Linked DNA regions of Homo sapiens: region 2 is linked to region 1. A link is an interaction called in ENCODE POLR2A ChIA-PET data of the cell type or tissue named here. Cell type or tissue: PC-9. All regions are shown on one strand.

Region 1 (8,000 bases):
GGTTATACGTGTTTCTGCTGCAAACCTGCATTAGGGCTTGCTTGTGGTTACAGGTTCTTGGAGGAGATAATCTCCCTTTCCTGACTTAGCACCGAATTTTGAGATGAGCAATTATTGCTGTAGTCATCTGGTGGTGATAATTGTGGTGGAGAAATGGATGATTTCTAATGTGCCTTACACTGAGAGAGTAACTCTTTGGGACCCAGTTTTATAGGGGGAAGAGGGAATCTCCTTTTAGATTCCCTATTTTAGATGGGTTTGGGCTTTGATTTCCAACCCACCTGCTGCACAGTACTATTAAACTTGAACCTGAGTTCTTCCAGTTTTGGTAGGTATCCTCTAGATTTCACTTCATTCTTACTTTAATGTATTATATTTCATTGTTTGAAATATTTTTTTCACATTTTAACATCTTTGAAATCAGTGTGTATCTTAAATTGTCTATAATCACTGTCAGCCAGTCAGCCATTACATAAATGTCATTGTTTATGCATGTATGAATATCAAAATTGCAGCATCAAAAATTGCAGAAGGAATGTCAGTGGCTTGGAAGAAAATCTTGAGACTAATAGTGGAGCATTCTTTTAACCCCGAGGCATCGAATGTTAGTGGAGAGGGGATAGCACAGTGAGTCAGACATTTCAGCAACACTCCTAAAATATGAGTCAGAAGTAGGTTAGTGCTACATAATAGCAAAGTCAGGCTTAAGAGCCCAGCATTAATTTTTTTTCATTATGTTAAGGATTGTTTTTTGAAATAATACATTTGTAATGTTCTTGATGGCACAGACAATTGTGTGGAAGAGTCAGATTAAATGTGAGGTAGTTTTAAGCACACCTTAAGCAATTTTTTCACTTACCTTTTAATATATGCTCAAAAGTAATATATGATTAAAAATAAGCTGGATCAGCCTGATGTGGTGGCTCATGCCTGTAATCTCAGCACTTTGGGAGGTTGAGGCAGGAGGATCTCTTGAGCCCAGGAGTTCAAGACCAGCTTGGGCAACATAGCAAGACCCTGTCACTACTAAAGTAAAAAAATTGGCCAGGCACGGTGGCTCACGCCTGTAATCCCAGCACCTTGGGAGGCCGAGGCAGGCCAATCACCTGAGGTCAGGAGTTTGAGACCAGTCTGACCAACATGGAGAAACCCCGTCTCTTCTAAAAATACAAAATTAGCCGAATGTGGTGGCGTATGCCTGTAATCCCAGCTACTCAGGAGGCTGAGGCTGGAGGACTGCTTGAGCCCAGGAGGTCCAGCCTGCAGTGAGCCATGATCACACCACTGCACTCCAGCCTGGGCAACAGAGTGAGACCCTGTCACAAAAAAATAAAATTACAAAAATAAGCTGGGTGCAGTAGCATTTGTCTACAGTCTCAGCTACTCAGGAGGCAGAGGCAGGAGGATTGCTTGAGGACTTCAGAAGTCTTGGGTAACATAGGAAGATCTTATCTTTAAATAAGTAAATAAATAAAAATGAAGGAAAAAATAGATGATTAGCCTACAAGATCTTCCATAAGTGTAAAATAAGTTACAAGAAAAAAGTTATAAGAAAGCATTATGTCATAGTTTGATTACATTTGTTTTCTTTCTTAGTAGTAAAGTAATGGCATATCTTTCAACCAACGATGCCTTAGATGTATAATACATTAAGTCATCTTTACTTTCTTTTTTTTTTCCTTTTTTTTTTTTGAGACAGAGTCTTGCTCTGTTGCCCAGGCTGGAGTGCAGTGACGCCATCTCGGCTCACTGCAAGCTCCGCCTCCCGGCTTCACGCCATTCTCCTGCCTCAGCCTCCCGAGTGGCTGGGACCACAGGAGCCCACCACCACGCCTGGCTAATTTTTTGTATTCTTAGTAGAGATGGCATTTCACCGTGTTAGCCAGGATGGTCTTGATTTCCTGACCTTGTGATCCGCCTGCCTCGGCCTCCCAAATTGCTGGGATTACAGGCATGAGCCACCACGTCCAGCTGTAATCTTTACTTTCTTGTCAGCTTTTGAATGCATTTAAGACTTTTTAAAATCCAGTAATTTTAGTTGATTTTACCAGGTGGTTCAGTCCTGTAGTATCTAGTCTACTATACTAAACAGAAATATTTTTGTAGTACTTTTATAATCAGAAAACATAATATTTCCAAAAAATTGTCTGGTTTAGAAGTGGTCTTTCAGGAGAAAAGAGTAAGACCTATAGTAAGAAAAAACAAGTTTTTTTTCTTTGGGATGGGAACATTTTTAGCATGTTTGTGTATTATTTGTGTGTTAATGTTTCTAATATTTTGTGTATCTCTTCTCTGTTCTTAATTAGATTTTCTGGAGGCTCGTATATTTCTTTTTTTGGAGACAGAGTCTCACCCTATCCCCCAGGCTGGAGTGCAGTGGCGTGATCTCTGCTCACTGCAACCTCCACCTGCGGGGTTCAAGCAATTCTCCTGCCTCAGCCTCCCAAGTAGCTGGGATTATAGGTGCCTGCCACCATGCCCAGTTAATTTTTGTATTTTTAGTAGAAACAGGGTGTCACCATGTTGGTCTGGCTGGTCTCAAACTCCCGACTTCAGATGATCCACCCGCCTCGGCCTCCCAAAGTGCTGGCATTACAGGTATGCATCACCACGCCCGGCCTGTCATTGCTTTTTATATAATAATTTTTCTTACTCAAAAAGTAATATAACATTTAAAACTGTGTATTTTCTTTCAAATACTGCTTTGACTTCATCACAAAGATTTAGATAGGTTGGTATTTTCATTATTATTTTTAAATGGCTAACTAATAATACTTCCTAACATTTGTCATACACTTTTATATAGCCTACCAAGCACTCTTTTTTTGTACTTTCCTTTTCTGTCTTCTTTTTTGTCCAAGTTCTCATCTGTGGGGTACTTGTTTATTTTACAGGTTATTGACGACTATTCCTAAGAAAACATTTATGCCATTAATGTTTAATTGTGTTTGTCCATTTTTTTAGTGTCTTTTTTGTTTAAAATAGAGAAGGTGTCTTGCTTTGCTGCCCAGGCTTGTCTCAAACTCCTGGCTTTAAGCAATCCTCCTGCCTCGGCCTCCCAAAGTGCTAGGATTATAGGCATGAACCACTGCACCTGGCCTAATATTTAATTGTGGATGGAAAATATAGTCCCAAAAATGTTTTCCTTTATTGTCTTTAATGAGATTTTTCTCTATAACCAGATATGTTTAATTTCTTTTTTTTTTTTTTTTTTTTTGTTTGAGACAGAGTCTCGCTCTGTCGCCCAGGCTGGAGTGCAGTGGCACAATCTCAGCTCACTGCAAGCCTCAGCCTCCCGAGTAACTGGGACAACAGGCACCCGCCACCACACCCGGCTAATTTTTTGTATTTTTAGTAGAGACGGGGTTTCACCATGTTAGCCAGGATGGTCTCAATCTCCTGACCTCGTGATCCTCCCGCCTCAGCCTCCCAAAGTGGTGGGATTACATGCGTGAGCCACTGCGCCTGGCCCGGATATGCTCAATTTCTATACATGAATGTATATAGCCATTATTTGTAGAATATAAAATCTGAAATAATGTTCTATGCTATGAATTATACTGTTTCAGTCCTTCATGCCTTTATACATATTGTCTGCTTAGTCTGTCATGGATATTAGATAATTAAAATTTCCTACTATAATTGTATTTTATATCATTTTCTCATTATAAGCCTACCAGTCTACATTATATATTTAGCTGCTATGTTAGTTCATATCAATTCCTTATTATTGTATTTTCATCTCTTACTATCCTTTATCATATGCAAGAACTCCACCTGCTTTAGTGCTTTTTTTTTTTTCTTTTTCAGCAAAAGAGTCCATTCAGCCTGGACTCTGTTGTCCAGGCTGGAATGTGCTAGTACCATCATAGCTCATTGCAGCCTCAAACTCCTGGGCTCAAGCGATCCTCCCACCTCAGTCTGCTGAGTGACTGGGACTACTGGCACAGGTTACCACATTTGGCTAATTTTTAAATGTTTTATAGGGACAGGGCCTTGCTATGTTACCTAAGCTGGTCTCAAACTCCTGGCTTCAAGTGATCCTCCTGTCTCAGCCTCCCGAAGCGTGGGGATTACAGATGTGAGCTACCGTGCCTGGCCTTTAGTGCTTTTTTGCCTGAAGTTCTAGTTTATCTCACACTAATATTGCTAATCCTGCTTTTCTTTTATATAATGATAGTTTATCTTCTCATTCTCTTATGTTTAGCCTTTCTAAACCATTTGGCTTTTAAGTAGCTATATATTAGTAGCATATTATTTAATTCTTTTTTTTTTTTTTTTTTTTTGAGGCAGAATCTTGCTCTGTCACCCAGGCTGGAGTGCAGTGGCATGATCTCAGCTCACTGCAACCTCCACCTCCTGGGTTCAAGCGATTCTCCTACCTCAGCCTCTCAAGTAGTTGGGACTACAGGTGTGTGCCACCATGCCTGGCTAATTTTTTGTATTTTTAGTAGAGACAGGGTTTCACCATATTGGCCAGGCAGTTCTTGAACTCCTGACCTCAAGTGATCTGCCTGCCTTGGTCTCCCAACGTGCTGGGATTACAGGCATGAGCCACCATGCCTGGCCTAATTAATTGACTTTTTTTTTTTTTTTTTGAGATGGAGTCTTGCTGTGTCGCCCAGGCTGGAGTGCAGTGGTGTGATCTTGGCTCACTGCAACCTCCACCTCCCAGGTTCAAGCGATTCTCAGGCCTCAGCTTCCCGAGTAGCTGGGATTACAGGCACCCGCCACAACACCTGGCAAATTTTTTTTTTTCTTATATTTTTTGTAGAGATGGGGTTTCACTGTGTTGGCCAGGCTCATCTCAAACTCCTGACTTCAAGTGATCCACCCGCCTTGGCCTCCCAAAGTGCTGGGATTACAGGTGTGAGTCACCATGACCAGCCTGATTTTTAAATAATTTATACTCCAGCCAGGAGCGGTAGCTCATGCCTGTAATCCCAGCCCTTTGAAAGGCAGAGGCGGGAGAATAGCTTGAGCCCAGGAGTTGGAGACCAGCCTGGGCGACATGGTAAAACCCTGTCTCTACAAAAAATACAAAAATTAGCCAAGTGTGGTGCTGTGTGCCTGCAGTCCCAGCTACTTGGGAGGCTGAGATGGGAGAATCATCTGGGCCTGGGAAGTCGAGGCTGCAGTGAGCTAAGATCAAGTCACTGCACTTTAGCCTGGGAAACAAGGCGAGACTCTATCTTAAAAAAAAAAAAAAAAAAAAAAAAAGTCCCTTTGCCTCTTAGTAGCAGGATTTAGACTATTTAGAATAATTTTAATTGTTACATTTGGTTTATCTTAGTTTCTATTTTATGCTTTCTCATTATTATTTCTTCAGTTCTGCCTTTCCTATGAGTTTTACTTTGTTTCTGTTATTTTTTAAATCAGTTTGGAAGGGAAACAGTAGCATGAACCACAAACATTTATTATCTCACCCGATTTCTGAAAGTCAGGAATCCAGAAGTGGTTTAACTGGGTGGTTCTGGCATAATGTCTTTCCTGAGGTTGCAATCAAGATGTTGCCTGTTGCTTTAGTCTTCTGAAGATTGGACGGGAGCTGGAAAATATGCTTCCAAGCTCACTTACACGGCTGTTGTCAAAGGACCTTGGCGTCTGTTGTCCGGAGGTCTCATTCCTTACCACACAGGCCTCTCCACAGGACAGCTATGGCATGGCAGGTGGCTTACCCAAGGGCGAATGATCCAAGAGGGAGGGAGAGAGAACAAGATAGAAGCCACAATATCTTTAATAACCCAGTTTCCCAAATGATGTACTGTCACTTTTGCTGTATTCTGTCAGTCATAGAGAACAACCCCAGTACAATATGGGAAGAGATGACGCAAGGATGTCAATGCCAGGTGGTAGGAATCATTGGGAGCTATCTTGAAGGCTGGCTACCTCAATCACCCTATTTTTATTCTGCTGGTGAATATTTTAAGTTCACAAACATCCTTAAGTGTATATTTGCCTACTTATAGCTGCCTGATAAAAAGTAACTTTGGCCATCATAAGGTAAGCAATTTTGTTTATTTTGGCTTATTTTATAACTTTCTTATACTTTCTCATTCTTTATTAATTTAGAGGTTTTATAGTGTCCAAAATCAATCTCTCTTCTACATCTCTTTCTAATATTATATTAATTAAGAAGCCTTACCAACAACTGTAGTTAATATCACTGCATTAATCAGGGTGCTAGCAGAGAAAAAGAACCAGTAGGAGATACAGTTGGCCCTTGAACGACGTAAGTATGAACCGCGTGGGTCCCCTTATACATAGATTTTTTTTCAGTAAATATATTGGAAAAGTTTTTGGAGATTTGGGACAATTTGAATAAACTTACAGCCTAGAAAAACCACGTAGTCAAGAAATATTGAAAAAAGTTAAGAAAAAGATATGTCATGAATGCATACAATGTATAGATAGTCTGTTTTATCATTTGCTATCATAAAATATACACAAATCTATTATAAAGAGTTAAAATTTATCAAAACTGACATTTATACGCTGAATATGGTAACTTTCACAGTTGTGAGCAATGTAAACAGAGGTAAAGATGCATTATTCAATCATAACTGCATAAATTAACTGTTGTACATACTGTGCTGTTCTAATCATGTTTTACCCACCTCCTGTTGCTGTTGTGGTGAGGTCAAGTGTGGTTAGTATCTGTTTAAACCACCACGTGGCTCTAATCATCTCTGCATGAACAGTTCATCTCTCTAGTAAATTGTACATCACAATAAAAAATGATCTCTTGAAGTTCTAGCATATTTTTCATCATGCTTAATGCAACACCATAAACCTTGAATAACACCATGTGTCCCGTACCAAGTGCCACTAGTGACTAGAAGTGCTTCCAAGAAGCAGGAAAAAGTCCTGACATCACAAGGAAAAGCCGAATTGCTTGATGCTTACCATAGATTGAGGGCTGCAGCTGCAGTTGCCTGCCATTACAAGATAAATGAATCCAGCACAAGGACCATTGTAAAAAAAAAAAAAAAAAAGGAAAGAAAATTCACAATGCCATGGCTTTGCTATGCCAGCAGATACAAAAACTGTGCACACTTTGTGAAATACCTTTTTGTCTGGTATTGCAAATGTAGCTTTTTTTTTTTTTTTTTTTTTTTTTTTTGAGACAGAGTCTTGCTCTGTCACCCAGGTTGGAGTGCAGTGACGTGATCTCAGCTCACTGCAACCTCCACTTCCTGGGTTCAAATGATTCTCCTGCCTCGGCCTCCCACATAGCTGGTACTACAGGTGTGTGCCACAATGCCTGGTTATTATTATTTTTTTTTTTTTGTATTTTTATTAGAGAGGGGGTTTCACCATGTTGGCCAGGCTGGTCTCAAACTCTTGATCTGTTGATCCCCATGCCAAGGCCTCCCAAAGTGCTGGGATTACAGGATTACAGGCATGAGTCATTGCACCCGGCCGAAGATGGAGCTTTTATGTGGGTACAGAATTGCTGTAAGAAAGGTATTCCTATAGACTCTAATATGATTTGAGAAAAAGTGAAGTCATTACATGACAACTTAAAGCAAAAGGAAGGTGAAGGATCTAAAGCTGGAGAATTTAATGCCAGCAAAGGATGGTTTAATAATTTTGTTTGTGTGTTTGGGTTGATAATTTTAGGAAGAGGTTGGGCTTAAAAAATATCAAGATGACAAGAGAAACAGCTTCTGCCAACCTAGAAGCCACAGATGAGTTCCCAGATGCTACTGAGAAAATCATTAAGGGGAAAGGATATCTGCCGGAACAGATTTTTAATGCAGACAAATGTGTCCTATTCTGGAAAAAAAAAATTGCCAAGAAAGACATTTATTAGTAAGGAAGAGAAGTGAACACCAGGATTTAAGACAGGAAGGAATAGTCTAACTACTGTTTTGTGCAAATGCAATCAGGTTTATGATCAGAACTGCCCTTATTTATAAAGCTCCTAACCCTCGAGCCTTGAAGGGAAAAGATAAACACAAGCTGTTAGTCTTTTGGTTGCACAACAATAAGGCCTG
Region 2 (8,000 bases), 410 kb after region 1:
AGGATGTGGAGAGTGGGTGTTGGAGCACTCCCTGTGCCCACAAGAAACCCAAGTAGGCTCAGGGAGACAGCTGCCGGGAAAGACAGCTGCAGGCCGCTCAGAATAGGGACACGGGAGAAATGCTTTCAATGGGTGAGTCCAGGGGTACCCAACCCCTTGTTCCCAGTGCCTTTGCAGGATATGTGGGGGTAGGGTTCACTCAGCACCACCCAGAGCTGGCAGAGCCTCCGGAGCTGAGTTTGCCCTGCCTCCCCACTCATTGGCACGGTGACTTGGCTAACTCATTCCAGAGAGATGGAGGTCCTTCTAAAAGGTCACAGTTTCCCTCGGTTTCCCATCTTTTCTGGCCTCCCAGTCTTTGATTTAACTTTTATCTGGCCAACTGGAATTTAAGCCCATTCTCCACTGGAGAGCTCAATACAGGTATCAAACTTACCTATTTGAACCCATTCCCCACTAGGGAAATCAATAAAGATGTCAGCTCATTCCTCTTTCCTTTGGCATCTGCGTTAGGATATCCCAGGGTGGGACTCAATCACCCTACTGGTATTTTACCAGGCGCAACTAGGGCTGAAGAACGGAGAAGCCAAATGATGAACCCCAGACAGATAAAGCGGCCTCCTCGTATCCACTCCTTAAACACCTCCAAGGCCAATCACATAATCTACCGTGCCATCTGCAGCTGAAATAACCAGAACTGGACATCTGGAGGTACCTTCCAGTCTCCTCCAGCCTGGACCAAATCACTGAGCATCTCTCAGCCTCTTTTCCCCACCTGTAGAATGGAATGGAACCTGTGCTCACCAAATTCAGCTCTTCTGAGCATAAAATAACTTGGTAAATATAAAAATGTCTCAGAAAGTTAAACCAAAGAGTTAAGCATAGGGTACTGCTGATAGAATACCAATCCAGGCCTAAAGAGGCCCTCAGGGACAGCTAGCAGCCCTGGGTCCTAGCTCCAGGCAGGGGCTCCAGTTTGGAAAGCCTTTCCTGATTTGAGTCTGGGAAGAGATAAGATAACAATCAGCGATGTTGTTCCAGCAGCCAGGCCTCTTCGGAGAGTTTATCAGCAGAATCTGCCCAACCAGGAATGCAAGCTCGGCCCCACCTGTAGCCTTCACCTCCTCAGCCGGCTCTGAGGGTCTGGGCCTATTTTCTTTAGAACCTCACATCTAGGAACAGGAGGCACCTTCTCATCCATCTCAGAGCCCCACCAACACTCCCGGCTAGATCTCCACCCACCTTTGAACACAAGCCACACGGAGGAAGTCTGCCATTTCTTTTTCCTCAGAAGTTTTCCTCTAACTACCCTGTCTTACAGATAGTGTCTTTCAAACTGTGGCTTTGGAATCATCGGTGGGTTGGGAACTCAAATTAGTAAAACATAATCCAAATTGGCACATGGGAGAAATGCATTTTTTAAAAATTTAATGGAACAGAATAGAACGTAGTGTATACTGCACTTGGTAAGAATAAATATTATTTTGGGATACTTTTGTTAAAACACACACACACAATATGAGAATCCTGACTCAGCCACTTAATCTTTCTATGCTTCCATTTCTTCATTTTAAAAGGAGGACAATAACAGTATCCACCTCATATCATTATTGTGAGGACTGTATTAGTCCATATTCATGGAGCATTTGGAAAAGTACTTTACACAAGTGCTATATAAAAGTGTTATTTCATACACTTATACACACATGAGTGCATGTGTGTGTACACGTGCGTGCATGAATATCTTTGCTTACAAGGTAAATATCCTTCTGTAGGGTGGGGAAAAAACTGAAAGTCACTATGTGGGAGAAGCTAAGAAGTGTCTCTCCAAAGACAATCTGTTCTTGGAGTCCAATTCCCAGTGCCCAGGAGATTTCACAGGTGTCTGTCCTGGCTTTAGAGAAGGAGACAGAGGTCACTGGAGGAGCAGTGGCTGGACAGAGCGTGTAGAGGATCCGAGAGCACAGGGCCAAGGGCTTCAAATTGGCTCATTTACTCCACATGCAATTCAGCAGGGTAGGTACTATTATTACCCCTGCTGTACAAGTGAGGAAACTGAACCAGAGAGAAGTTAAGTTGCCACACAGCTAAGAAGTAGCAGGGCCTGGATTTGAACTCTGCTTCCCAAGTCTGGACTTGGAACCACTGGACTACAGCGTCTGTTTCACTTTGCAGCCAACTTCTTGCATAGCAGGGGAAGGCCGGCCCTCGGAAGTTTTGGCCACTGAGGAGGTGGCCTTGTCTGTGACAGAAGTGGCTCCATAAGTGTGGCCTCATAGGCACTCGCCTCAAGCAATTTAATTTTCAAGTGGCTTGAATTCAGGAAACAATAACTCCAGGGTCACAATATAAAGTCCAGAGCTTTCTACTACAATAGCTGGCGATAATAAACTTGGTTAACAGGCTCATAGCATATAATGCATTAAGTACTCGTTTAATTTGAACAGTACAAACCTGACCAGATGACATTACATCTCTCCCATACCCTTTATTCTGGAAGACTCGGGTTGTTTCTGAGCACGTCTCGTTTCATTTTCTCCATGGTCCAGAGATGTTAGGAGGGGAATATTCTCTGACTTGCCAGAGGCCACTCTATGAGTGAGCCCGCAGTGCAGAGAGGGAAGGTTTCCGGTCCAGTAAATGGGAGAACAGAAAATCAGGTAATCTCCATCTCCAAGTTCCTGTGGTCCCTAGCTCTCCCAGTCTGCCCTTGCTTCCTTCCCATCTTGATAACTATGCAAAGTCCCCCAAAAACAAGGTACTCGGTTCATCTCTAGAACTGACCCTGTGCCACATCAACCCAGTGGACACTTCTGGTGGGAAGGAAAGAGGAGAAAGAAGACGGGAGTGGGCTGTAACTGTGGAATCACTCTCCTTTCCCCGTGAGGCGCCCACAGTCCTTTCCTGTGCTATGGAACATTTCATAACACTGGGAGCAGGAGGAGGAGCAGGCTGTCAGTCTTATAGACTGTTTCCTCCAAAATTCCGTGTCCTATTCACTGTCCTTACAAATGAGAGCTGGCTAACTATCTCCTCATACTGGGTACAACCCATGACTTTTCATATCTTTTCATTCTGTGATAAGCCCCAAACATACATTATTTTTTTAAAAACTGAGGAAATTGAGATCAAGAGACATTAAGAGACTTACTCATTGTCACAACTGTGTGAACATAAGCGAGGGAGGATCCCATTAAGGCGGGCTTCTTTTAGAGCTAGTAGGCACTTCTAGTCCCCATACATCCCCTGTCCCCACCCAACAGGAGTGGTCCCTCCCTCCTGTGCGCTTTGTCTGTAAGTCAGAAGCAGGTATTTCTGAGTCACGCCTGTTGTCCTGCATTGCAGTCATTTGTTTACATGTCTGCCTCCCCCACAGCACTCTGAGTTCCTTGAGGGCAGTGGCCGTGTCTTACTCATCTTTGCATTCCTGGTATCTGGCATATAAACATTTCTCAATAAATATTTGGGGAAGAAAGGGAGGAAAGGGAGGACAGAAGGGAGACATACAGAGGGAGGAAAGAGAGAAGGGAGAAAGGGACAGGGCGGGCAGGGATGAGGAGGGAGGGAGGAAGAGTGGGTGAGTGGGTACCAGGAGCTCATGGTCATCTCAAACCAGTTCAATGGAATCATGGTACACCACCCTCTGCGGGTCTAATTCTAACAGGGACGAGTGGAACAGGCTGCCCTACTAGAGTCCATCTGGGATATCACTAGAGAGCACTAGTAGCAGAGTGGCCTTTCAGCCACCAAGGGGCCAGGAAGCCACAAGACTTAAGACACTGCTGCCCCATCATCCTTATTCTCTCCTTTCCCACCATAAGGAAGGGAACAAAGAACCAGCTGCCTCTTCCCTGGGGGAATGCTATGCTCCACCACCCCTTCATGCCTCCATGTCCACCTATTTAATGGAGGCTCGGTGCTGTCTTGGGTGATGGAAGTGGATTTAGGAGGATGGTGGCATGCAATGTACACTGGGTAGACCCCTCCACTTGACTCCCAACCCTCGAGGTAGGGGTGAGCATGGGGGGTGCTTCTTAGGTGGGGAGCTGGTGCCAGCAGGGCCCTGAGGAAGGAGCCATGCCCTCCATCTGGATTCACCATACTCGCAGCTCAGCTCCCCAGGAGACTGTGGGTGGGAAGGAGCAGTGGCTTCTATAGGAAGGGGCTCTGAGAAGGCTTGGTGCCTGCATGACTCAGGGAAACAACTAGAAACCATAACTTAGCAACTTGGCTTCTCTCTGGAATTTCCCTGGGGCAAAGAGATAGGGAAACTTTCGGTCAGCCCTGTTTATGCTGAGCCCATGTGGGGCCCCACAGCTCCTCCTTCTTTTCTGGAAAGTTCTGGGTCCCCTATCTCTCCCCACATGGCTATTGCTCATACATCAACTGCTCCCTCCACGTGCTCTGTGGAGACCTCCTGTACGCACAGCACACTGGGCTGGCCTGCAGCACTCTTGGAGCTCGATCTCTAGGGTATGTGTGTGTAGAATGGGGAGTGGGAGAGAGGGGTTCTTAGCCTTCCCCCAAAAAACCCAGAATAATGCCATTACATTCTGCAAAGCCTGCCTGATCTCTTTTGAAAAACATGTTCTGAAGCCAAGTCTGGTACATGCCAGGCAGCCCAGCACCTGGAAATGAAGCAGGAGGCTATTTCCAAGGGATCTTGTAGCTTCTCCTTTGTGCCAAAGAAGGGGGCAGATGATGAAGGGGGAGGTCCAGGCTCAATCACACTAGGCTCTTTAAATGGACAAGGCTGTTGTTTCGGGTCAGAATATGGAATAGTGTTACCCAGAGGCCATGGCTGCCCACAAGGATGGTAGAGGGAGTCAGGCAACATCACCAGGACTGTCCACTACATAAAGCACCACTCAGGGGAAGCCAAAGGCACTGAACTCTCATTCTGACCTCACAGCTAACATGCTGTGCACCCTCAGGCAGGCTACAAGCCTCTCTGATCCTCAGAATCCTGAGGATCTGCACATGACCATAAGGATGGGAGCAAGGAGAGGAAAGGACGCAAATTGATTGTGCCCCATGTCTGCTTATAACTTTTAAAGGATTAAGTTCAGCCTCCTGTGTAGGGCTGTCAAGGCTTTTCACAGGCTGGCCCACCTTCCAGCCTCCCCTACTGCCCCCCTGCAGTGCACTCTGTGCTCCAGCCTCTGACTCTGCTGATCTAGTTCCGGCGCCCATGCTTCCTCCTGCATCTCAGCCTCTGTGCATGCTGTTTCTTCTGCTGGAACCTCAACCCTTCCACCCTACCCTTCCCATACTTTAAGGTTCAACCTAAACCTGACCCTACAGCCACTTTTTACTTCCACCCAGGCAGTCTTCCTCCCTCTGTGTTTGCAAACCACTCTGTGCATCTGATCTTATTTTTCTTCATCCTTTGTTTACAAGTGTGTCTCCCCTGCTAGACTGTGAAACGGAAAGGACAAGGACCATGTCAAATGCATCTTTCATTCAACAAGCATTTAATAAATGTCTGCTGTGTGTCTGCCAGAATAGAAAGGAGAAAAGGGCAGACTCAGTCGGCTGGCCCCAGTGCTTAAGGCAGTGCAGGCCCAAGTGGGCCCAGCCTGCTGCTGAGTCAGGAAAGGCAGGCCCAGGAGCTGCCCCTGGGGCTCTGGCAGGGCATGCTCTGCCTTCTCTCCCTTAGCAGGAGACTAAAAAATATTGAGAAGAAACTAAAAACATAAACCACCACCACTTGTGGAGCAGTTTACCATGTGCTATGTAGCCACTGTTATCTATACCTTAGCTAGTCCTCGAATTAACTCTTTGGCAAAAATCTTTGTTACTCTGACTTCATATATGAGAAAAGTGGTGCCCAGAGAGGTTAGGAAGCTTTCTTAATATCAATACAGAGGCAGCAGAGCTTGCACAGGACCTCAGGTCCGTCTGAACCCGCCCCCCTACACACACCCCTTTAGTCTCATGCTGCCCAATTTAACACACTAACAATGAGCGCCTATTTGTGCCCAGACTCCTTGTTTAAGGGGAGGAAATGATGATCTATTCACCTCAAGGCTCTAAACTGGATGACTTTAGTCCTAGCTGCCCCGGCATCCTTCTGGAAGTTCTCTGTGCCCTTGCTTTCCACCGCAACAGAAGTTCTCAGGACTCTTAATGAGCCACACCAGCTCCCTGGCGTGACTTGGGAAGCCAGTGGGGTCGCACAGCAGGCTGCTGCCATCCAGCTTTTGCCACCTTCAAAGTGCCATTAGTGGACAATAGAAACTGGCTGCTTAGCCGGTGGTCTCAGGCAGTCCCAGGCCCCCATAGCTTCAACCGCTGTCACTATTATCCAGAGCTATCAGCCGCTGGGATTCTTTCCTTAATGGGCAGGCAGCAGATAATGGGCCTCCTGTGGTCTACTCTGCACCAGCCATAATCACACTCCTCACACATGCTCCTCCACATTCCCCCAACCAAGTGTTTACTCTCTCAAAACCCAATTGTAGCTACTGCCCATGTAAACTCCTATCCTACTCCTTTTATTCTGGGGACCACTCTTCCCACCCCAACCAAGCTAACTGGCCCTACGCATTTTGCAAATTCCCTTCTTGTCCCATGGCGTATCATTCTGTGGATGCAAGGTCTTCCCAACCTAAATCTAAGTCATCTCTTCCAGGAAGCCCTCCCTGATAGACCATGCCCAAACCTGACCTTCCCTTTGCTTTGCATTTCCTTGGAACTTAATGCCTTCCCCGCTTTTACATTGGTTAGAGCCATTTATGTCACATTTATTCATTTGACAAACATTTGCTAAGGGTCTACAGCTATGTGGCAGGCATTAACTGTGTATCTACTATGTGCCACAGCACACTGTGCTAGGCCCTGACACTCAGTGCCCTCCGGGAGCTTGCACTCATGTTAATTATCTTCAGAGCCTTGCCTGGGGGAGGCCCCCCTCTGCACTTAGATGGGGCACTCTCCCAAGGACTGTCTTCTCTTTGCTCCATCCTAGCACCTGACATTTAATAGGTCTTTTGCATCGTTATCTCATCTTATCTCCGCAGCACCCCTCAAGGTAGGATGGAGACACTGAGGCTCAGAAAAGATGAAGCAACCTGTCCAATAGATCCCAGCTGGTTACCAGCTGAATCATCAATAGAAATTCAGGTCCTCTGACTCCCAAGGCAAGTGGCCTTTGCCCCACAACATGCAGACTAGGATCACTGAGAGCTAGATGGGACCAAAGTGATGACTTCTCAACTGCTGTCACAGCCAAATGGACATTTCGGAAGAAAGAAAGCTAATGTGAAATTAGAGGGCATTATAAACTGCTTGTGTAACTGGAAAGCTTCAACAAGGTTGTACTTGTATTCCTGGTGCATAATAGGTGCTCAGTATGTGTTTGTCAAATGAATAAACAGCTTACTAGAGAGGTAAATGGCAGAGGGTGTAAGCTACCTAGTATTATAATAATAGCTATCTATTGAGTGCATACTTGTGTGAGGCATAATTCTAAATGCAACTCATTTGATCTTCACAACAGCCTTTTGAGATGGTTGTTGTTATGACCTCTGTTTTAAGATGAGGAACCTGAGACAAAATCAGGTTAAATATCCTGCTTGAGGATGGAGTGGCAGGACTTGGAAAGGACCTGGGCAGACTGACTCCAGAGCTGTGCTCTTCAAGTTAGCCCAGTACAGTTCATCCATGAGATCACTCAATTCTAATTACAAGCATACTGAGTGAGTGTTCTGATGAGTGCTGAGTGAGACCTGAAGTCACACTTCTGCCCTGGGCCCCAAGGTTCTGCTTGAGTCTGCATGAGTCACTCCTAGCTATGATGAAGTGCAGTAAAAGTCCAGCCAGTAGGGATGTGTTTCAGCTGCACGAGGACTTCAGGAGCCCTCTTTGGGGTCCACATCCCAGAATCTGACTTTGATTGCTCTGACTTTGATTGCCAGGCATCCCTGGTAAGAGTCAGGGCTATGGATCGTGAAGGGATTTTGAAGATGGAAGGAAATTTTTAGTATCTCAAAGGCTGA

The links. ChIA-PET counts read pairs that join two places held together with the same protein. Peaks named below come from ENCODE experiments on the same cell type or tissue, not always from the same donor. Only the 100,000 strongest peaks of a DNase experiment are listed, where the experiment ranks them.
Region 2: POLR2A ChIA-PET joins it to region 1 with 11 read pairs; 2 of 35 experiments call an interaction of 5 or more read pairs at or near these places.

The regions. Positions count from the first base shown.
Region 1 is chr1:203,906,529-203,914,528 of GRCh38, forward strand. No RefSeq gene overlaps it. Among named protein-coding and RNA genes, the nearest start is that of SNRPE, 49 kb to the left of the region's middle. In PC-9, no CTCF peak of the experiment used is centred here; DNase peaks (open chromatin) are centred at 593 and 1,473; H3K27ac peaks cover 1,684 bases.
Region 2 is chr1:204,316,312-204,324,311 of GRCh38, forward strand. All of the region lies in intron 1 of PLEKHA6 (pleckstrin homology domain containing A6), which reads right to left. Among named protein-coding and RNA genes, the nearest start is that of PLEKHA6, 40 kb to the right of the region's middle. RefSeq lists an enhancer at 5,574-6,073. In PC-9, no CTCF peak of the experiment used is centred here; DNase peaks (open chromatin) are centred at 3,340, 4,240 and 7,720; H3K4me3 peaks cover 439 bases; H3K27ac peaks cover 5,450 bases.